2 separate regions of the Homo sapiens genome follow, and region 1 is linked to region 2. A link is an interaction called in ENCODE POLR2A ChIA-PET data of the cell type or tissue named here. Cell type or tissue: PC-9. All regions are shown on one strand. Each heading gives the region's core, and the rest is flanking DNA. Links, peaks and the distances in the headings are about the cores only. Region 1 holds the start of AADACL4 (arylacetamide deacetylase like 4). Region 2 overlaps VPS13D (vacuolar protein sorting 13 homolog D).

Evidence for each region. Peaks named below come from ENCODE experiments on the same cell type or tissue, not always from the same donor. Only the 100,000 strongest peaks of a DNase experiment are listed, where the experiment ranks them.
Region 1: POLR2A ChIA-PET joins it to region 2 with 20 read pairs; 3 of 35 experiments call an interaction of 5 or more read pairs at or near these places.

The regions. Positions count from the first base shown.
Region 1 is chr1:12,635,786-12,648,466 of GRCh38, reverse strand. It overlaps AADACL4 (arylacetamide deacetylase like 4), which reads right to left and starts at 4,382. Exons shown (of 4, transcript NM_001013630.2): 1 at 3,753-4,382. The coding sequence starts at 3,920. In PC-9, for the core only: no CTCF peak of the experiment used is centred there; no DNase peak of the experiment used is centred there.
Region 2 is chr1:12,245,276-12,256,513 of GRCh38, reverse strand. VPS13D (vacuolar protein sorting 13 homolog D) reads right to left here. Exons shown (of 70, transcript NM_015378.4): 6 at 7,175-7,291; 7 at 2,688-2,792; 8 at 11-181. Among named protein-coding and RNA genes, the nearest start is that of VPS13D, 21 kb to the right of the region's middle. RefSeq lists an enhancer at 6,055-7,046. In PC-9, for the core only: no CTCF peak of the experiment used is centred there; no DNase peak of the experiment used is centred there.

The DNA of each region.
Region 1 (12,681 bases), core at 2,013-10,012, 390 kb before region 2:
CAAGATCATGCCACTGCACTTCAGCCTGGGCGACAGAGTGAGACTCCATCTCAAAAAAAAGGAAAGAAGGAAAGAAAGGAAGGAAGGAAGGAAGGAAGGAAGGAAGGAAGGAAGGAAGGATCTGAGGTCCAGAATTTTAAATAGCTGTTGAAACTCCTTGACAAATATTGCATCATTTGCCCTTTAAAAGAAAAGCAGTCCGGCTGCGGTGGCTCATGCCTGCAATCCCAGCACTTTGGGAGGCCGAGGCAGGCGGATCACAAGGTCAGGAGATCAAGACCATCCTGGCTAACATGGTGAAACCCCATCTCTACTAAAAATACAAAAAATTAGCCAGGCGTGGTGGCACGCACCTGTAGTCCCAGCTACTCGGGAGGCTGAGGCAGGAGAATCGCTTGAACCTGGGAGGCAGAGGTTGCAGTGCAGTGAGCTGAGATTGCACAACTGCACTCCAGCCTGGGTGACAGAGCAAGACTCCATCTCAAAAACAAAAACAGAAAAGCGATAGTGGCTGGGCACAGTGGCTCATGTCTGTAATCCTAACAGTTTGGGAGGCCAAGGCAGGCGGATCTCTTGAGCCCAGGAGTTCAAGACCAGCCTAGGCAACATGGCAAAACCTGGTCTCTACAAAAAATACAAAAAAGTTATCTGGGCATGGTGGCAGGCGCCTATAGTCTTAGCTACTCAGGACGCTGAAGTGGGAGGATCACCTGAGCCCAGGAGGTCGAGGCTGCAGTAAGCCATGATTGTGCCACTGCACTTCAGCCTACATGGTAAGAGACTGAGACTGTCTCAAAAAAAAAAAAAGAAAGAAAGAAAGAAAAAGAAAAGCAATAGTGTTTGTTATATTACTGTTTATATATTTTAGTAAGGCTGAAATCATTCATAGCAACTTTTAAATCTATAATAATTTCAAGAAATGCTACATCTTTGCCTTCAGGGACTTGATAAGCATACTATGAATAATTGACTTTTATCGAGACTTTCTAAGCACCCAGCACTGGTGCTGTGCATTTTCAGTGCTTTTCTCATTTAATCCCCATGTCACCCTATAAAAAGCCTCCCCAGGGCCGTGCACAGTGGTTCATGCCTGTAATCCTAGCACTTTGGGAGGCCAAGGCAGGAGGATTGCTTGAATCCAGGAGTTTAAGATCAGCCTTGGCAACGTAGCAAGACCCCATCTGTACAAAATATCAAAAAATTAGCCAGGCGTGATGTGAAGGTGCACGCCTGTGGTCCGAGCTACATGGGAGGCTGAGGTGGGAGGATCACTTGAACCCAGGAGGTGGAGGCTGCAGTGAGCCGTGTTCACGCCACTGCACTCCTGCCTGGGTGACAGAGTGAGACCCTGTCTCAGAAAAAAAAAAAAAAAAAAATCCTCACTTTTCAGAGAAGAAAATAAAGGCACAAAAACATGAGTCCACAAAACGAGTAAGTGAGGGCTTCAGGGCTCAGAGGGTGGTCTGATACCGAAACAAAGCTCTTGATTTCCTGGCCATAGACTCTTTTTAGCTTTTTCCTTGTCCTCCCTAAACTTCTTGTTCCTGTGTTGTCTATCTGTCCTCTGGAACCGAATGAACATTCACTACTGTATGTCCTCATCCTCATCATCATCACCCCATGATGGGCAGTGTGCCCTGGGAGGCCCCAGTGCCGGAGGGATCGAGAGAGGACGCCACAAGCTGAATCCACCCTTTCAGCGGCTGCAGACCCATCTCAGAGTCCCCTGTGAACAGCCCATAGCAGCTGTCATCAGTAGATGTTTAGCTTGTGGGCTACTTTTGAGGAGAAACACTGACAGAAAAATCTCCATTTCTCTGGGCCACCTGAACATCTTAGGCCCTCGTTTTAAATCCTGGGGCTCTAACCCAACTAGTAACTCCATGTGGATTGCAGCCACTGGCTTGAGACTGCCTAATTCCAGGCTGATTGCATTCTCCAAATGAGAGGACACGAGTACTTTCTACATCCTTGTCCTGTCTCCTTGCGTCAGTGGCATTGATGCCACTGCACACTGAACTTGTCGGTGTCTCTAAAAGTGATCTTTTAGAAAATGTTTTTGTAACCCATGGGGAACACTTCCAGCAGCACAGAGATGTATTTTACGAATTCACTAAACATCTCTAGACATATTAACCCTCCCAGATGAGGAAACTGAGACACAGAGAGGTTAAGTAAATGGTGCAGGACCGCACAGCGAGTGAGTGACAGAGCTGGGACACACACTCAGGCAGTCCGGCTGCTGTCTCTGTTCCTTATTCCTAAGCCCTGCTGTCAGTTAAGCGTGGCCTCCTCATCCTCCTCCACAGCTGCCCTGGAATCAGTAGGAGCTGTTTGGCTTCTATAAGGTCTCCACCTAGGGTTGGGACATTGGGGTTAACTCAGGTTGCCTGCCACAAACAAGATGTCACACCACTGTTTCCAAATCCACTGCAACTCTGGGTGCATGCTGGTCCACCCCAAACCCCCAATCCCCAAGCCCTGCTCAGAGCCTGGCTGGCACGGCCACTCAGAAATGCTGGGTAAATTCATGTATACCAACAAAAGTAAGCACCTACCAGATACCAGGCTCTGTGAGTGGGACTGGGCTTACAGAGATGAATAAGGAAAAAAACACCTGTGAAGCTAGGTGCAGTGGCTCACACCTGCAATCCCTACACTTTGGGAGGCCAAGGCGGGCAGATTGCTTGAGCCCAGGAGTTCTAGACCAGCCTGGGCAACATAGCGAAACCCTGTCTCTACCAAAAGTACAAAAATTAGCCGGGCATGGTGGTGCGCACCTGTAGTCCCAGCTACTTGGGAGGCTGAGATGGAAAGGATCGCTTGAGCCCAGGAGGTTGAGGCTGCACTGAGCCATGATTGCACCACTGCACTCCAGCCTGGGCAACAGAGCAAGACCCCGTCTCAAAAAAGTAAAATAAAATAGAAACAACCTATAGGTAAGTCAGTGCACTGAGGGTGAAAGTGTGCGCGGCTGAAGGAGGGGCAGGGGCTGTCAGGCCACAAGCCCGGGGAAGGCAGGAACTGGGTCTGAAATTGTTTTTGAATTCTCAGAAAAGAGCCCAGTGATTGGCACTCGGTAAATGTTTGATGCTAAAGGAAGAAAGGAAGGGAGTTAGAGAGAGCAGGAGAGAGGAAGGAAGAACGGAACAAAAGGAGGGAAGGAAGGAAGGTAGGAAGGAAACAAGGAAGGAAGGGAGGGAGGGAGGGAGGGAGGGAGGAGGGAAGGAAGAAAGGAGATAGGGAGGAAGGAAGAAGGGAAAGAAGAAAGGAAGGAGGGAGGGAAGGAAGGAGATAGGAAGAGAGAGAATGAAGGAAGGAGGGAAGGAGGAAGGAAGGAGGGAGGGAGAGAAAGAAAGAAGGAAAAAGGAAGGAAAGGAGCGGAGAAGGAGGGAAGGAAGGAAGGGAGGGAGGGAATGAAGGAGATAGGGAGGAAGGGAGAGAATGAGGGAAGGAGGAAGGAGAGGGAAGGAGGGAAGGAAAGAAGGAAAAAAGAAAGGAAAGGAGGGAGAGAAGGAGGGAAGGAAGGGAGGGAGAGAGGAAGAAAGGCAGGCAGGCTATGGGAAGGGGGAAGGAACGGAGGGAGGGAAGAGAGAGGCAAACAGAATAGCAGATACAGAAGAGACAAGTCTATCTTGAGGGAGTCCGAAGAGAGAGAGACAGAAGGGAAGTGAAAGAGGGAAAAGAGGGTAAGGTACTGAGAACAAGAGAAGAAGCCCCCAGGTTACGACGTGGCCTGAGAGTAAACTCACCAAAGTGACCAGGTAGAGGAATATGCAATGCAGGAATCTCAACTTGGCAGGATGCTGCAAGGTAGCAGGGATATCCGTGGTGAGGAAGTGCTCAAAGACAGCCCAGACAAAGACCCCCAGGAAAAAGATGGGCAATGCCAAGAGTAGCACTAGCCAGGGGACAGCCATGTTCCTGGGGCCTTGAGGAGCTGCTGCCCTGAGGAGCTTGTCTGATAGCTTATGTGAAGAGGACCTGGCTGGGTTACACCCTCCGCCTCCTCCACCTCACTCTCTCTGGGCTAAGCCTGACACCTGACACAGTGGCCTGACACAGCTTCTCAGGGTAAGCACAAAAAGGCCAATGGGAGGTGGAGGAACCTATTTCCCTAAGCAATGTGGGGACCCAGAAAAATCAATACTGCTCATCATGGGGAGTCTTGGAAGGTGAGCTTCCCAAAGATTTCAGGAAGATCAGGCTCAGATGGGCACCTCGGCTCCTGGGAACCCTAGAAAGAGATCTCATATGGGTTATATAGGCCTCCAGGGCCTGATCTTTCAACTGTAAGATAAGAGACTTCGCCAGCTTTCCTTGTCAGAGTGTGGTTAGGGTGAGCACAGCACGTCTCACCCCAGCTCCCTAGCTAGCTTCCCTAACCCCAGTTTTGTTTTGTTTTTTGAAACAAGGTCTCACTCTGTCACCGCCTATGTACCCTCTGGGCCTCTGGCCAGATCAGGGCAAAGACTGGCGTGTTTTCTGGTAGTCATAATCTTCTGGGGTCCTGGGACGGGAGACAGGAATGCCATTGCAGGCAAAACTGGGCTTTATCCAGCCTCATATTCCGCCTCTAAAAATGGTGCCAAGGGCTGGTTTGGGGACAATTTTTATCCACGTTACTTTCTTCTAAGAGAGAAAGAAATGATTGGAACCATTTCAGGAAATAGGCTTTGAGCCTGAAAATTTTAGAAATTTTAATTTGGGCCGAGCACGGTGGTAATCCCACCTGTAATCTCAGCACTTTGGGAGGCTGAGCTGGGAGGATCACTTGAGGCCAGGAGTTCAAGACCAGCCTGGCCAACAGGGTGAAACCCCCTCTCTACCAAAACTACAAAAATTAGCCGGGCATGGTGGCACATGCCTGTAATCCCAGCTACTCGGGAGGCTGAAGCTGGAGAATCGCTTGAACCTGGGAGCTGGAGGTTGCAGTGAGCCGAGATCGCACTACTGCACTCCAGCCTGGGCAACAGAACGAGACTCTGTCTCAAAAAAAAAAAAAAAAAAAAAAAAAAGGGAGAATATAGAAACTATACATATAAGAAAATACCACTACCCTTAGGGCTTAAATAGAGCACCCAAGAAAGACCCCGTTTCCACCCATAGGGATGAGACCCAGCTCTTGTTGGAAAGGGCATAGTGTGAATTTGCTGAACTGGCAAAGAAGTTGCTCAACTGCTACACCAGGGGGACTCACTGGTGTCTTCCTCTTGACACACACACTCAACAAATTTGCTGAAAATCTGCTCCCTTGGGTGCTAGGGAAAGCCATTTATTCACAGGGAGGTGTTTTACTGGAGGCACTCTGAAGTGAAACCACCCAAGGGGACTGGAAGGGAAAGTTATTAACCTCCGAGTGCTGCAGGAGCTTGGAACTAGAAGGCAGACCCCCTTTTTCATTCCTATTATTTATGTTTTAGGTTTTTGGTTTTTTGTTTGTTTGTTTGGTTTGTTTCAGAAAACAAAAGTTATAGAAGAGGCTTTACCCCAGTGAGTATATGCATGGCAGATTTTTGTGTTTTTACGTCATTGTATCTTTGTAAGAGTTTACTTAGGTTTCTCTTAGAGGGTTATAAGATTCACTATTCTGGCTAGGTGTAATTATCTTTTGTCGTTGTTGTTTGTTTGTTTGTTTTTTGTTTTTTTTTTTGAGATGGAGTCTCGCTCTGTCACCCAGGCTGGAGTGCAGTGGTGTGATCTCAGCTCACTGCAAGCTCCGCCTCCCAGGTTCACGCCATTCTCCTGCCTCAGCCTCCGGAGTAACTGGGACTACAGGCGCCCCCCACCACGCCCGGCTAATTTTTTTGTATTTTTAGTAGAGACGGGGTTTCACCACGTCAGCCAGGATGGTCTCGATCTCCAGACCTCGTGATCCACCCATCTCAGCCTCCCAAAGTGCTGGGATTACAGGTGTGAGCCACCATGCCCGGCCAGGTGTAATTATCTTTTTAAAACTCATGACAAATAATGTAATTTTTGGTTTCTTAAGCATGTTTATGGATACCCCTGAAGATAGCACACACGGGAGGAGCTTGGCCTGGAAAAGCAGATAGCGCAATTACTGCCCCCAGAGCATTTTTGAAAACAGTAGGACAATTAGCCTGCAGTTAGTGGAGGCTAATAGTTGGGTGTGAGACCAACAGAGGCACAGAGCTTAACAGAGAGATCAGGGAAGGAGAAAGTCAAGACAGCCCTGTGGAAAACACTGCATTCTTAGGGTGACTGTACACAGGACCAAGGCTGCACCACCTGAGGTGTGATATTAGAAGCTGCACACTGCAAAGGAAATAGACTTTACTGAAATAGCTTATCCACATCATTAAACAAATAAAGAAGGTCAGAACACAGGGGCTCGTGCCTGTAATCCCAGCACTTTGGGAGGCTAAAGCAGTGAATCATTTGAGCTCAGGAGTTCAACACCAGCCTGGGCAACATGGTGAAACCCCATTTCTATGAAAATAAAAATTAAAAAAATAGTGCATCTGGCACAGTGGCTCAGGCCTGTAATCCCAGCACTTTGAGAGGCCAAGGCGGGCAAGGTCAGGAGATCAAGACCATCCTGGCTAACATGGTGCAACCCCGTCTCTACTAAAAATACAAAATATTAGCCAGGCGTGGTGGTGGGCACCTGTAGTCCCAGCTACTCGGGAGGCTGAGGCAGGAGAATGGTATGAACCCAGGAGGCAGAGCTTGCAGTGAGCTGAGATTGCGCCACGGCACTCCAGCCTGGGTGACAGAGCGAGACTCCATCTTAAAAAAAAAAAAAAAAAACATAGTGCATGCTTGTAGTCCCAGCTACTTGAGTGGCTGAAGTGGGAGGATCACTTGAGCAGGGGAGGTCAAGGCTGCAGTGAGCTATGATCACACCATGGCACTCCAGCCTGGGCAACAGAGTGAGACCCTGTCTCAAAAAAGAAAACAAACAAATAAATAAGTAAACAACATAAGCGATAAGCTCAGGGAGAACTGGGGGGAGGGATTAGTATCCAGAGTTGCTACAATGTAGTATCCAAAATCTCTAATCTTCCACAAAAAATGAGACATGCAAAGAAACAGAAAAGTATAACCTATACAAAGAAAAAACATCAGTGACAGAAGTTGCCTTTGAGAGGGCCCAGATGTCAGAGTTAACAAAGCCTTTAAAGCAGCTATTATAAATATGTTCAAAGAACTAAAGAAAATAATGTTTAATGAAGTAAAAGAAGAATATAATGACAATGTTTCATCAAATAGAAAACACCAGTAAAGAAATAGCAATGATTTTTTTAAAGGGCAAACTGAAATTATGGGATTGGAAGGTATAACAACAAAAATGAAATATTCACTTTGGGGGCCCAACAGTAGATTTCAGCTGGAAGAAAGAATCAACAGACCTGAGAGTATAGCAATAGAAATGATGCAATCAGAAAGACAAAGAAAATTAATGAGGAAAAATAAACAGCATTTCAGGGAAAAGTGGGGCACCATTAGGTGCAGCAATGTACATATAATGGGAGTACCAGAAGGAGAAAAGTGAGAAAAAGGAACATAAAAATATTCCAAGAAATAACGACTGAAAGCTTCCTAAATCTGTTGAAAAATGTTATTCTATATATCCAAGAAGCTAAATGAACTCTGCCAGAAATAATCAGTTCCTCTTCAAACTTCCTTGTTCCTTTTAGCGACTAGCATCCTTTCACATTGCTAGAAAGGATAAATTCTTGTTCTCCAAACAAGCCTTTCCATCCTTGCCGTGCCTAAACATGCCCAAACATGCCTTAATGGACAATCCCCCACTCCCCTCCTTTCTTTACAAGTTATGTGTTTAAGAGTTTCAGTTTACCATATTTGGAAAAGTTTTACCACCTACCCCTTCTTCCCCATCTACCCTATTTGGAAAAATTTCAAGTTTTAGCCAATCAGGTTAGCTTAAATTGTGCAGTCCAACTCCAGCCAATGTGGAAAAGACACAGAAACAGAAGCTGTGTTAGGGATAAAAACCCTTGTCTCCTTTGTTCCTTGCGCACTTGCGATCATGACTGATGCAGGCAGCACCCTTCTGCAGAAGTAAATTTGCCTTGCCGAGAAATCTTTTGTTTGAGTGCTCGTTTTCTTTGCAGCTCCAAGCTCTTATTTCCAACAAACTCCAACTATGATCAATGCAAAGAGATGGCATCACTGGTAAATTATTCCAAACACTTAAAGAAGAATTCATTCCAATTCTTCACAAACTCTTCTTAAAAACAGAAGAGAAGGGAACACTTCTCGATGGCTATAATAAAAAAGACAGATAATAACAAGTATTGTCAAGGATGTGGAGAAACTGGAACTCACATTCCTTGTGAAAATGTAAAATGCTGCAGCCACTTTGGAAAGATTTTAGCAGTTCCTCAAAATTTATTGAACATAGAATTATCATATGACCTAGCAAGTCCACTTTAGGTATATACACAAGAGAATTGAAAACATGTGTCTACACAAAACCCTATCTATAAATGGTCAGAGCAACATTATTTATAATACCCCAAAAGTGGAGACAATCCAAATGTCCATCAACCGGTGAACAGGTAAACAATGTGGTATATATATTGTATCAGGGTTCTCCAGAAAGATCAAACCAATAGGACATAGAGAGAGAGCTATAAGCGGGGATTTATTAGGGGAATTGGCTTACACAGTTATGGAGGCTGAGAAGTCCCACAACAGGTCAACTGCAAGCTGGAAACCCTGGGATGCTGGTAGCGTGGATCAGTCCAAGTCCAAAGGCCTCAGAACCAGGGAAGCTGATGGTGTAATTCTCTATCCAAGGCCAAATGCCTGAGAACTCAGGGGGCACGGGGTACCACTGGTGCAAGTCCTAGAGTTAAAAAGCCAGAGAGCCTGGAGTTGCTGTCCAAGTATAAGAGAGGAAGAGTACATTCAAGCTCCAGCAGATACATGAACACATTAGGCTTTTCTTTGTTTTGATTCTCTCTGGACCCCCAGCAGATTAGATGGTGGCCGCCCACCTTGAGGGCAGATCTTACCCACCTAGTTCACTCAGATTCACATGCTAATCAATGGAAACCCCCTCATAGAGACACCCAAAAATGATGCTTGACCAGGTTTCTAGGTATTCCTTAACCCAGTCGAGTTGATAGCTAGCACTAACTATCACATCTATGCAACAAAATATTATTCAGTAGGCCAAGCACTCATGCCTGTAATCCCAGCACTTTGGGAGGCCAAGGAAGGAGGATCACTTGAACCCAGAAGTTTGAGACCAGCCTGGGCAATAGAGTGAGACCCCATTTCCAAGAAAAAAAAATGTTTAAAATCAGTGGGGCATGGTGGCACACGCCTGTAGTTCCAGCTACTCGGGAGGCTGAGGTGCAAGGATCACTTGAGCCCGGGAGGTTGAGGCTGCAGTGAGCTGTGATCACACCACTGCATGACAGCCTGGGGTGACAGAGAGAGATCCTGTCTCAAAAAAAAAAAAAAGAAAAGAAAAGAAAGACAGAGAGAAGGAAGGAAGGAAGGAAGGGAGAAAGAAGAAAGAAAAAGAGAAAGAAGAAAGAGAGAAAGAAAGAGAGAGAAGAAAGAAAGAAAGAAAGAAGAAAGAAAGAAAGAAAGAAAGAAAGAAAGAAAGAAAGAAAGAAAGAAAGAAAGAAAGAAAGGAAAAGAAGGAAAATTCTAATGAGCTTTAGGTTCTAATCTCCCAAACCCTTCCCTTCTCATGACCTCCACTCCATGTGGCTTGGATGAGGGATTTTAGACCTCAGGGATCTGTGAGGACAGCAATGGGGGTATGTGGTATTATCCTGATATTTCCAAAAGCCCAGAAGAGGTAAGGATGCACGAGCTATTTGGCACATCTGGTGGGGTTGCTTGTGGCTAGCACTCTAGGTACTCGAGGCAGTAATTCAACTAATAAATAGTTGCCATTTACTGAGGACTCCTTGTGTGCCAAGCAGTGTCCTACCAACAGCCCTCTGAGGTAAGCACATGGAGATGAAACTCACACTCTACAAGATTGCCTCACTTTCCCAAGATCATTCCCAAAGGGAAAGAGGTTTCTAGCAAGTGTGTGAGGCTGTGTGTTAATTTCATACAGGTTCCCATATTCCAATGTAACAATAACGGCAACAAAAATAACTAAGTCCAACATTGGTTAAGTGTCTGCAATGGCCCAGGCACAGCTGTGAAGTGCCTTACCTGTAGGAATTTGTTCAATGTCTGCAACACCCTAGAGGAAGGTACTGGCGTGATCCCTACTTCACAGATGAGGATACCAAGCCCCAGAATGCCAGACTCACTCGCCCACATTCATAGAGCCAGAGGTAGAAGGGCTCAGCCCAGAGCCCAAGCACTGCCCTGTCTCCTCTCAGGTCTGTTAAAGCAAACTAAATATGGCCTGAGAAGGACTCCATACTTCCATATTTGAGTCCCCGTAGACATACTGTAACCAGCTTAATAGTTAGACAAGATTGAAAACCTAACATAGAAGTATGCGCTTGTAACAATAACTGAGTCTTGGCCAATCCCAGCGGCCAAACTTCAACCACTCAGAGCCTGCCAAGTGTTCAAACTGTGTTCAAATAAGGCAAAGGCCATCCTGTTTCGGTACCTCGCTGCCAATTTCTGTACCTCTCTTCCCTTTTTTTTGTCTGTAAATCTTCTACCACGTGGCCAGATTGGTGGCTCATGCCTGTAATCCTGGCACTTTGGGAGGCCGAGGCAGGATTGTTTGAGCCTAGGAGTTCGAGACCAGCCTAGGCAACAGAGTGAGACCCCATCTCAAAAAAAAAAAAAAAAAAAATTAGTTGATGAGCTTTTTTATCACTTGAGGTCAGGAGTTTGAGACCAGCCTGGCCAATATGGTGAAACCTTGTCTCTTCTAAAAATACAAAAATTAGCTGGATGTGGTGGCACGCACCTGTAGTCTCAGCAACTCGGGAGGCTGAGGCAGGAGAATCATTTGAACCTGGGAGGTGGAGATTGCAGTGAACAGTGATGGCACCATTGCACTCCAGTCTGGGTGTCACAGGGAGTCTCCATCTCAAAAAAAAAAAAAAAAGAAATCTTCTTCCACCACGTGGCTCCACTGGAGTCTCTGTGAATCTCCCATGATTCTGGGGGCTGCCTTATTCATGAATCATTCATTTCTCAATTAAACTCCTTTAAATTTAATTTGGCTGAAGTTTTTCTTTTATCAGGTCTGACAGATGGATGGATGGACAGACAGACTTGAACTTATGGAGGCTGTGCCTTTCTGGAATTAAAAACTGGAGACACAGAAAGTACAACTGAGGGGGGTGGGGGGTTGAACCAATGTTCCAAAACAGAGTCCAGAGAGGAAAAACAAGGTGTTCTGGGTGGCAGATCAACCTCCCTGTACCCAGCACACAGCCGGCTCACCGCATAATTACCCTTTTGTCACTTACAGCAAAAAAAGTCCATCCTGCTATGTCCACAACCTTGGAAGGGGCAGGAGGGAGAAAGAGTGACAGCCAACATTTCTCAGCAGTTGTCTGTGTTTGGCATCCCCAGGAAGCCCCAAGCTATCTGGGGAAGATGGGGTGAGGCCGGTCCCCCACCAGAACACCCATGGCCTCACCAAGCTGTGGAAATCCCCACCCTCAGTGCCCTCTCCCCACCCCATCCCATTCCCTAGGCCACAGGCAGTGCCCTATGCTGTAAATCAGCCCAGCTAACCCAGACCTGGGAGCAGATCCCTTGGGAGCCCTCCCTGCTAGCCAAGAATTCCAAGAATTCAAGGGGGAAGCCCTTGAGAAAACAGGCCATATGACCTGATATTTGGGCCAAAGCAGCATTTCCATCCCAGGCCTGGGAGGACTCACACCAGGAGGATGGGTTTGTCTTCCTGTGGGAGAAACCCAGGCACGCAGGGGCAAGGGCCAAGGTACTCATCTACCTCCCCCCAGCCTCCCGAAGCGTTAGCTGGTAAACCGCTGAGCAATGTTCAGCCAGAGGACTTTCCTGGGGTGTAAGCTTCCCTTGGGAGGCAGGGTGGGGGCCAGCGGTGAAGAGGCAGTTTCCTTTCAGGCAGAAACTTGGTTGGGTTTCAAATTCAAAGGAATGACCTTGGTCAGGAGCCTGACATCTATTTCATGACCATGTGGCATTTTCCAGCACTGGTCTAAGCGTCAGTAAACACGAAGGGGTAGTGGCGTAATGGACACTGTACCCATTTTACAGCAGGAAACCAAGGTAGGAAGAAGTGAAGTGACTTGCCCACGGGCACACAGCAAGTGGGTGGCAGAACTGGACTCTAAACCAGGGAGCCCACCCCAGGGGCTGTGTCTGGCCACCGTGAGATTCGCCTTCCCTCTAACTAACAGGGTTAAAAATGACATCACGGGGCCGGGTGTGGTGGCTCACGCCTGTAATCCCAGCACTTTGGGAGACCAAGGCAGGCGGATCACAAGGTCAAGAGATCGAGATTATCCTGGCCAACATGGTGAAATCCCGTCTCTACTAAAAATACAAAAATTAGCCGGGTGTGGTGGCACACGCCTGTAGTCCCAGCTACTCAGGAGGCTGAGGCAGGAGAATCACTTGAACCCAGGAGGCGGAGGTTGCAGTGAGCCAAGATCGCACCACTGCACTCCAGCCTGGGGACAGAGCAAGACTCCGTCAAAAAAAAAAAAAAAAAAAAGACGTAATAGAGGTGGAGTCATCCGCACCATTTCCCATAAG
Region 2 (11,238 bases), core at 1,150-9,149:
AAGGGCATACCTGAGAGAGTTTCAAGGGAATGGTCTCCAGCTGAATATCACAATCAATACGGGGACTGTGCCGAGACCGCAGGGGCTTCTTGGAGCAGTTTCTCTTCAAAAGAGCAGATGCAAACACAGGCTCCAGGACGTAGTGATGGCTGCGACTCTCCATGCTCCTGGCCATGGCCTCCTGTGTGTCACAAGAACACCTGCTCTGCTCCGAATGGCTTTCCTTCTGGTAGTCACTCTTTTACAATGTTGGGGTTTTATGACAAACAGTGGAGCTCAGCCATAGGCTGTGTCACAGCGGCAAATATTTTTGTCTGTTTTGTTTTTATTCATTTTTATTCTTTTTATATAGGGACAGGATCTCACTATATTGCCCTGTCTGGTCTTGAACCCCAAGGCTCAAGTGATCCTCCCACCTCCCAAAGTGCTGAGATTACAGGCATGAGTCACTGTGCCTGGCCAACAGCAAATGTTTTTAGGATCAAGTTACATGTTGGTATGTTATCTAATCAATAGTGTATTATATCAAAATCCAAAAACACTATAAAACTGGGTTATAAAACTCTCTAGTATTTTTAATTTATTATTATTTATATTTCTTTTTTCTTTCTTTTTTTTTTTTTTTGAGACGAGTCTTGCTCTGTTGCCAGGCTGGAGTGCAGTGATGCAATCTCGGCTCACTGCAACCTCCGACTCCCCGGTTTAAGCAATTTTCCTACTTCTGCCTCTCGAGTAGCTGGGATTATAGGCATGCACCCCCATGCCCAGCTAATTTTTTTATTTTTAGTACAGATGGGGTTTCACCATGTTGGCCAGGATGGTCTCGATCTCCTGACCTTGTGATCCGCCCACCTCAGTCTCCCAAGTGCTGGGATTACAGGCGTGAGCCACCACGCCCAACCTTTATATTTCTTAATAGGTAATACACTCACATCGTTTAAAATTTTAAAGGAAAAAAAAAAGGTCAAATATCTCTTTCCTAGTCTCATCCCCCAGCCACCCACTTACCTCCTCAGAGGCAACCAACGACATCAGCTTCTTATGTCTCCCACCCAAGCCATTCTGTACATATGCAGATAAACCTGTAATTTTCTGTTTTCTTAAATAAATGCTATATATGCTGTTTTTACCTTAGTTTGTTTAACTTCATACTATATGTTAGAGACTGTTACATACTCATCATAAAGATCTTTACCTTTATTATTTATAGCTGCATATTGTTTTACTGTATGGATACAGGTTTATGTAATCGAATTAAAACAAAAACCTGCCGGGCATGGTGACTCACGCCTGTAATCCCAGCACTTTGTGAAGCCGAGGCAGGTGTATCACCTGAGGTCAGGAGTTCAAGACCAGCCTGGCCAACATGGCGAAACCTCGTCTCTACTAAAAATACAAAAATTAGCTGGGCGTGGTGGCATGCACCTGTAATCCCAGCTACTCAGGAGGCTGAGGCAGGAGAATCACTTGAACCCGGGAGGTGGAGGTTGCAGTGAGCCAAGATCGTGCCACTGCACTCCAGCCCGGGCAACCGAGCGAGATGCCGTCTCAAAAAAAAAAAAAGAAGAAAGCCATCATGTACAATAGTATCCAAGTGAAAGATAACCCTGGGTGGAGGAAAAAAATGAGTTATTTTCCCCCGTTTCACTTAAACCACCTACAAATTATTTACAGAAGGATTAAACTGGCCGGGTGTGGTAGCTCACACCTGTAATCCCAGCACTTTCGGAGGCCAAGGCGGGTGGATCACTTGAGGTCAGGAGTTCGAGACCAGCCGGCCTGGCCAATATGGCGAAACCCCATCTCTACTAAAAATACAAACATTAGCTGGGCATGTTGGTGGGCACCAGTAAACCCAGCTATTTGGGAGGCTGAGGCAGGAGAATTGCTTCCATCTGGGAGGCAAAGATCTCAGTGAGCCAAGATTACGCCACTGCACTCCAGCCTGGGTGACAGAGCGAGACTCCATCTCAAAAAAAAAAAAAAAAAAAAAAAAAAAAGATTGAGATTTTTTTAATCCTTCACAAACAATAATATATCTGATGATTTATGACTTTTTAAATATCACTTAAGGGAATGCCACCAAAGGTGAAGTTTAAACATAAATGTGGTAAGAAAGTTCCTCTTTAAGATTCAGTCCTGGTGCTCTGTTCATTTAAAATCTGGATGCCTAGGCCGGGTGTGGGGGCTCATGCCTATAATCCCAGCACTTTGGGAGGCCAAAGCAGGAGGATTGCTTGAGCACAAGAGTTTGAGACCAGCATGGACAACAGAGTGAGACCCCATCTCTACAAAAATAAATAAATAAATGATGGAAAACATCTCGATGTGTAAGTATGTTACGTGAACATGCAAACGGTGGAATACTATGCAGTGGTCAGAGCAATGAATTGGAAGTACAAACAGCAACATCTTAAAAACATAGCTTTCACTGAATAAAATAAACCAAAGAAAACTATAGTCTAGTATAAATTTAAAACATACATAAAACAAAGCACTATATATTGTTCGAAGTCACATACATAGCAAGTACCTCAAGCAAACACACTTGAGAGTGAATGGCTTTAGAGGAACAGTGGGTGGGAACTGGAATCAGAGAGGCAAGAGACAAAAGCCCCCGTGGCAGTGACCCTACGCCGCTTCCCTTCCATGCTGTCTTGCAACAAATCTCCCTGCCGAAATCGTACCTGTAACTCCATCTGAGGCAAATCCCCCAGTAAAGTGCAATCGACATCCCAATAGATGCTAAATTCTGCTACGTCTAATTGCTTTTTCCGCATTAGTTTCTGTACCTGAGGTAAAAAAGACAAAGAAGAAAATAGGATGACTGTCTTTATTCGTGAATGTCATTCATTCAACAAACCATTTGTAAAGAATCATGTGTCAGGTACTTTGCAAGGTGCTGTGGACATATAACTCAATTAAAACATGCTTCTGCTCTTACAGAGTTCAAAATCTAGCTAACTGGCGATACAAACAGGCAAATACATAATTTTAATGACACAGAGGGAAGCAGAAGAAGAATCTATACGATGCTATGAGCAAACAAGAAAACGTCACTGTGCAAATGAGTGTCGAAAGATATATAAGTTTCAGGCAAATGGTCGGGTAGGAGGAAAGGGCTGGGTCAACCATACAGTCCTCCCTCAGTATCAGCAGGGAGTTGGTTCCAGGAACCTCAAAGATACAAAAATCTGCAAATGCTCAAGTCTCTTAAAAAGGCATAGTATTTGCGTATAACCTACCCATATATCCTCCCTGTACACTTTAAATCATCTCTAGATTACTTATAATAACTAATACAACATAAATGCTATGTAAATCATTGTTATACAGAATTTTTTTTTTTTTTTTTGAGATGGAGTTTCGATCTTGTTGCCCAGGCTGGAGTACAACGGCACGATCTCGGCTCACCGCAACCCCCACCTCCCAGGTTCAAGTGATTCTCCTGCCTCAGCCTCCCGAATAGCTGGGATTACAGGCATGCATCACCATGCCCGGCTAACTTTGTATTTTTAGTAGAGACAGGGTTTTTCCATGTTGGCCAGGCTGGTCTTGAACTCCTGACCTCAGGTGATCCACCCGTCTCGGCCTCCCAAAGTGCTGGGATTACAGGCATGAGCCACCACGCCCAGTCCTGAATTTTTTTTTATATTATTTTTTGTTGTTATATTTTTCTTTTTATTGTTTGTTTTTTAGGGGGAGGGGGAATATTTTCTTCTCTTGTTTTTTTTTTTTTTTGGAGACAGAATCTCACTCTGTCACCCAGGCTGGAGTGCAGTGGCATGATCTCAGCTCACTGCAACCTTCACTTCCCAGGTTCAAGCGATTCTCCTGCCTCAGCCTCCCAAGTAGCTGGGACTACAGGTATATGCCACCATGCCTGGCTAATTTTTTTATTTTTAATAGAGATGGGGTTTCATCATGTTTCCCAGACTGGTCTTGAACTCCTGAACTCAGGCGATCTGCCCGCCTCGGCCTCCCAAAGTGCTGGGATTACAGGCGTGAGCCACTGCACCCAGCCAGTGGGGGAGTATTTTCCGATCCTCTGTTGGTGGAATCCATGGATATGGAACCTGAGGATATGGAAGGGTGACCGTACAAAAGGCCTGATATCTTCAGGGAACAGTGAGTCTGTCTGTACAACTGGAACACTGGATGTGTGCGGTGGGGGCAGTATTGGTACATGTGGATGAATACATATTTGGGATGAGGAGTTAGCTAAGAGTTGAGAAAAGTAGCTTGGAATGTTACTAGATACACTAGGTTGAATAGTGTCTTCCCTTCCCAAAACAAAGTCATAACCACACAGAAGCGTGTATGTAACCTTATTCGAAAATTAGGTCTTTGCAGATGTAATCAAATTAAGAGGTCATACTGGTTTAGTGGAGGCCCTAATCTAACGAGTATTGTCCTTACAAGAAGAAAAAGGACACAAGGAGAAGGCCACATGAAGACGGAGGCAGAGGCTGCGTGAAGCACCTGCAAGCTGAGCAATCTCAATGACCGTCAGCAGCCACTAGACAAGGAGAGACGCATGGGACGGTTTCTCCCTCAGAGCCTCCAGAAGGGACTGATCAGCCACAACCCCTTGACTTCAGACCTCTCGTCTAGAGAATAAATTTATGTTGCTTTAAGCCATCTGGTTTGTGGCAATGTGTTAGGGCTGCCCTGGTTATCAAATCCATTAGGAAAGGAAGTTTATGCCATGCTAAGGTGTTTGGACTTCAGGCCTTAGGTGATGCGGAGCTGCTGAACGTTTTGATGCAGGCAGATACCACAATCAGGTATGTTTCAGAAAAAGAAGTCTGGTGACAGTGTAAAGTAGGGCTTTCCCTTCAGTGTGCCAGGAAAAAAAAAGTTATGAGTGTCTCAAGTATGAGCCAGTGTATGGGATCAAGTTACATCTTAGAAACGTGGTTACTCTCAGCTGGCCGCTTCCAGCCCCAAGCAGCCACAGCCATTTGCCCCGGTGTACTGTACAAATACTATCTTTTTACTGTGTGGGTCCTGACATGGAAAACACTGGAAAGCATTGGTATAGGACAAATGGAAAGATCCTGGAGATCACAGAACAGGGAATTTCATTAGTCCAGGTAAAACCTGACAGCATCCTGCAAGGTGACGGTCATATGAGGATGGACAGGAAGAGCTATGTTTGAGATGCTTTGTCAGAAAAAGTAGCACGACACTGTGAATAACTAGATATGGAAACTGAAGCATAAGAAGTGAAAGGAGGAGCACACAGCTTCTAGAGATCAGTGTGGCAGGCAGGAGCACAGGGTGAGGAGCAGGGATGGCACGCTCTTCCATAAAGGGCCACAGAGTCAACAGCTTAGGCTCTGCAGGCCATGCAGTCTCTGCTGCAACTACACTACTCCACCGTGGACAACACTAATGAGCATGGCAGAGTCAACAGCTTAGGCTCTGCAGGCCATGCAGTCTCTGCTGCAACTACACTACTCCACCGTGGACAACACTAATGAGCATGGCAGAGTCAACAGCTTAGGCTCTGCAGGCCATGCAGTCTCTGCTGCAACTACACTACTCCACCGTGGACAACACTAATGAGCATGGCAGAGTCAACAGCTTAGGCTCTGCAGGCCATGCAGTCTCTGCTGCAACTACACTACTCCACCGTGGACAACACTAATGAGCATGGCTGGGATCTAATAAACCTTTATTTACAAAAACAGATGGGGAACCAGACTCGGCCACCGGCCAGTGTGCCAAGCCCTAACTTAGAGCTGGTCCACCCAGGTTCAAGACCTGGCTCCACTTTTCACTCCGCCTCTCGTGCCGTAGTGTCCTCAGTAGGGTTATTAGGATAACAGCAGTGGTGAAAATCAAGGAGAATTAAATGAGTTAAATCATGGAAAGTGCTAAGAACAGTGCCTGCCATATAAAAGGGCTCAAAACTGTTATTGTTGGTTTTTACATTCAGTAACGTTAGGGAATAAAGAAAAATACGTCATTTAGGGGACAAAATGGGCAGATGGAATACACAGGATCATTCTAGTTATGACAAGCTGTGGCATACATGAAATATATTTGGTCTTTTTCCCTGGTTCCTGGCACAGAATTCCTAAAACCCTTGGAAGTTCCTGACAGGAGTGTCATTGTTGTTCATAAAAAGCCTCATGATCACACCCCAGTATATGCTAATTAAGTGACTTTTGTTGGGGTCCCTAGACAGGCTCAAGATGGGGCTCATCACAGAAAGATCAAGTAATTAGAGGGTTGGGCCTTTCAGCACCACTCACTGACCTCTGGGTGATGGGGCTGGAGATTAAGCTGCATAAAAACTTTGAACCATGAGATCTGCTGAGCTTCCAGGTTGCTGAACACTGGAGGGGGGTGTGGCCCTCTTTATCTAGATATTCACCTGTATCCTCATAACACCGTTTATTATAAACCAGCAAATGTAAGTAAAGTGTTTCCCTGAGTTCTGTGAGCCATCCTAGCAAATTACCAAACCTGAGGAGGGGAACTGTGGGAACTCCAACTTCTAGTCAGAAGCACCGGTCACAACCTGGGCCTTGTGACTGGCATCTGAAGTGGGAGGCGGTCCTATGGGACTAAGCCCTTACCCAGCGGGGTCTGCAGTAACCCATTAGTGTCAGAATTGACTTGAACTATAGGACACTGAGTTGATATGTGGAGAACTGCTTGGCGTGTGGGGGAAAATCCTCACACGTCTGGTGTCAAAAGTGTTGTTTTTTGTGTAGAGTGTGAAGAAACAGAGTGTGTTTTGAGACAAGCAGTAGTTTTAAGAAAACCACGAATATGAAGGTCAAAGGGTGGAGAATGGAGTTCAAGATGTGGAAGCCATCATCAAATATTCCCAGGTGGTAGCTACAACTATGAAACACAGTGAGTTTACCCAGGGAGTGTACATAACACGAGAAAAAAATCAAAAATAAAATCCTTTCTGCCCCTCAGTTTCTTCATGTATAAAATGAAAGTGATATAACCAAAGGTCAGAGAAAATTACCTGTTTCCCTATTTCAGCAAATTTGATTTGTTGCAAATACACAAGAGACACCCATGCCTATCACAGAAGGCAATGGAAAAGAATGTGATTCATTTACATAACACAAAATGGCAAAAGGCAGAGCCCCAGATTCCTAGAGCATGGCTTTCTTCCTGCTTTGTCATCACATTTCATACTCACAGGCTCATTCACAGCATTTTGCATGGACACATTCTTAATGCAGATGCCAAAAGCAAAAGGATGGGAGGGATTGGTGACACCATCTTCAAAGCGTAAATGGACATCTTGAATTTTTAACTGCAAAGAGAAAAAAGAAAAAGCAGCTGATGCACCTGCAGAATAGTGTTCCAAAGAAAAGAAAAAAGAAAAAGCATTTAGATAACTGCTGTAGGTGAAATACTATAGTTAGGGGTCAAACTGCCCTTGAGCCACTAAAGGAAACCACACCAGGCACTTTATACAAACACAACACACACATATCCAGTGTCCTATAAGTTCCTAAGGGAGTTATAATAACTCTCTTGTTATGTTATGTTATAATATGTTATATTATGTTATGTTATATTATGTTATCATAACTCTCTTGAATGTTACTTTGTGATTAGTTTTACCAAAAGAGCTCCAATACTTTCATTAAATCATTTCAGAAGACACCTTAAAAAAAAGCAATTAAAGAAAGCAAAGCCATTGTATACAGACAATTGTTCCTCTTGCTCTGTTGATATCTTCATCTTGCCTCTATGTCCCCACATCTGGACCAAGGAAACCAGCAAGGCACATAAACTATGTATGTATATATGTATTTCCCCTAGCCCCTCCCTGTAAGTGGGCTACAGGAAAGGCACTCTGCTTCAATGAATTAAAAAATAATAACAGGTTGAGCACAGTGATTCATGCCTATAATCCCAGCACTCTGGGAAGCTGAGGCAGGAATATTACTTGAACCCAAGAGTTAGAGACCAGCCTAGGCAACATAGCAAGACCTCACTTCTACTAAAAATTTTTTTTAAATAGCCAGGTATGGTGGCACGAGCCTGCAGTCTCAGCTACTCAGGAGGCTGAGGCAGGAGGATTGTTTGAGCCCATGAGATGGAGGCTGCAGTAAGGTATGATGGTGCCACTGCACTCCAGCCTAGGCAACGGAGTGAGATTATGTCTTAATAATAACAATAATAATAATAATAATAATAATAACAGAAAGTAAAAAGACAATCCACAGAATGGGAGAAAGTACTTGCAAATCTGATAAGAATCTGGTATTCAGAATATATAGAGAGCTCTTATAACTCAACAATAAAAAGATAAACTGATTTGTAAAATAGGCAAAGGATGGCCAGGCACGGTGGATCATGCCTGTAATCCCAGCACTTTGGGAGGCCGAGGCAGTCGGATCACCTGAGGTCAGGAGTTAGAGACCAGACTGGCCAACATGGTGAAACCCCGTCTCTATTAAAAACACAAAAAATTAGCGGGGCGTGGTGGCAGGCACCTGTAGTCTCAGCTACTTGGGAGGCTGAGGCAGGAGAATGGCATGAACCCGGGAGGCGGAGTTTGCAGTGAGCCGGGATCACGCCACTGCACTGCACTCCAGCCTGGGCAACAGAGCAACACTGTCTCAAAAAAAAAAAAAAAATACAAAAATACAAAACTTAGCCAGGCATGATAGCGCAGGCCTGTAATCCCAGCTACTCGTGAGGCTGAGCCAGGAGAATCGCTTGAATCCGGGAGGCGGAGGTTGCAGTGAGCCGAGATCACGCCACCACATTCCAGCCTGAGCAACAGAGGGAGACTCCGTCTCAAAAAAAAAAAAAAAAAATTGTGGCAAAGGATTCAAATAGACATTTCTCCAAAAAAAAGATACACAAGTGGCCAGTAAATACACGGAAAAATATTCAGTATCCTTCGCCATTAAGAAAATGCAAATCGAAATCATAGCAAGATCATCATTTCACACCCACTAGTACACAATGAATAATAAATGTTTGCTTTTTGTTTTTGTTTTTTTTGGGTTTTTTTTGGGTTTTTTTTAATTTTTTTCTTTCTGTCCTGAATGGTGTTAGAGAGAATGCTATCTCACCATTTCTGCAGGCTTTTTTTTTTTTTGAGATGGAGTCTCGCTTTGTCGCCCAGGCTGGAGTGCAATGGTGTGATCTTGGCTCACTGCAACCTCCGTCTCCCGGGTTCAAGCGACTTTCCTGCCTCAGCCTCCCCACCAAGTAGCTGGGACGACACGCACATGCCACCATGTCTAGCTAATTTTGTATTTTTAGCAGAGACGGGGTTTCACCAGGCTGGTCTCGATCTCCTGACCTCAAGCAATCCGCCTGCCTTGGCCTCCCAAAGTGCTGGGATTACAGGCGTGCCCAGCCCCATAATCAATAATAAATGTTGATGAGGATATGGAGAAACAAAATGCTCATACATTGCTGGTGATATCGTAAAATAGTGCAGCCTCTTTGGAAAACAGTTTGGTAGTTCCTCAAAAAGTAAACAGAGTTACCCCATAATTCCTCAATTCTACTCCAAGATATCTATTTGAGACAACTGAAAACATGTTCACCCAAAACCCTATACACAAATGTTTACAGCAATATTATTCGTAATAGCAAAAAGGAGAACCAACCCAAATGTCCAGCAACTCATGAATGAATAAACAAAATGTCGTATGTCCTGAGAAACGCAAGGACTCTCAGCAAGAACATTCCATTCCAAAGAGACTTGACCAAACTTTAATATGGCTTCTGGCAGCCCGAGGCCATGTCCCTGGGGACAACACAGTCCTCTACTGAGTTCTTGCCTGGTAAAGCTCAGGACTATCAAAAGAACGTACCCTTTATTCCAGACAACACCTGACACAGGCCCCTGACCTTCCTTTCTTATAGCACGTTTACTGAAAAGGGTTTATAGGTTTGCAGAGCAATTCAACTGTGACATTTCTCTGAGAGATGTATATGTACAGGTCACGTATCCCTTATCTGAAAGGCTTGGGACAAGAAGTGTTCCGGATTTCATTTTTGGGGGGGATTTTGAAATATTTGCATTATACTTAACTGGCTGAGTATCCCAAATCCAAAAATCCAAACTCCAAAATGCTCCAATGAGCATTTCCTTTGAGTATCATGTGGGCACTCAAAAAGTTTCAAACTTTGGAGGATTTCAGATTTTCAGATTTGGGATACTCGACCTGTATCTCCTACAGCTCAGGAGTGTCTTTCTTAAGGACCTGAAAGCCACTCCTTTGAAATGTAATCATCAGGAAGGGTAAGGCTCAATCTCCCAGTCTGAGGGAGGATAGAATCCTAACTTTGATCACTGCCAGCGGACACAGTTAGCCTAATGACATTCACAGCGACCAACGCCTTGTAATTTTTCACTTGAGTACCCACTCACTCCACCTCCCTGCACCCTCAAGCTCTCTTTAAAAGGCCCAGCTACCTCCACACAAGTCAGCCTGGAGCTCAGCTCTTTCCTCTACTGTCAGTAGTTACAGAGTAAAATCTGTTTTCATTGCTCTGAGGTCCAGCTTTGTTTAATCTTTGACAATCCATACAATGGAATATATGATTCAGTCATAAAAAGGAATAAAGTGCTGACACATGCTACTACACAGATGACCCTTGAAAACATTATGTCAAGTGAAAATGGCCAGGCTATATATTACATGATTCCATTTAGATGAAATGTCTACAATAGGCAAATCTAGAAAGAAAGTAGATTAGTGATTGACAGGGGCTGAAGGCAGAGGGGAATTGGCAATGACTACTTTTTTAAATTATTATTTTTTTTTTAAGATACAGGGTTTTGGTCTGTTGCCCAGAATGGGGTGCAGGGGCACTATTATAGCTCACTACAGCCTTGCAGCCCAACTCCTCGGCTCAAGTCATCCTCTTGCCCCAGCCTCCCAAGTAGCTGGGATTACAGGTACATGCCACGAAGCCCAGCTTTGGCAGTGACTACCTGTTGGGATGATAAAAATGTTCTGGAATTATTTAGTGGTGACCAACGCACAACCTTGTAAATATACTAAAAAACATTAAATTGTACACTTTAAAAGACTGAACTTTCTGGCATAAGAACTATATCTCAATAAAACTACTTAAACTAAGATAAAATGAAAATAATGACTAATATTTTATAAATTTGTTTGTCAAAGGAAAGTTACGAAATCAAAAACCTCAGACTGTAATTTTTGGGAACATGACATACATTGAACACATTTGGCCTCTGTCACATTGGCACTGCAA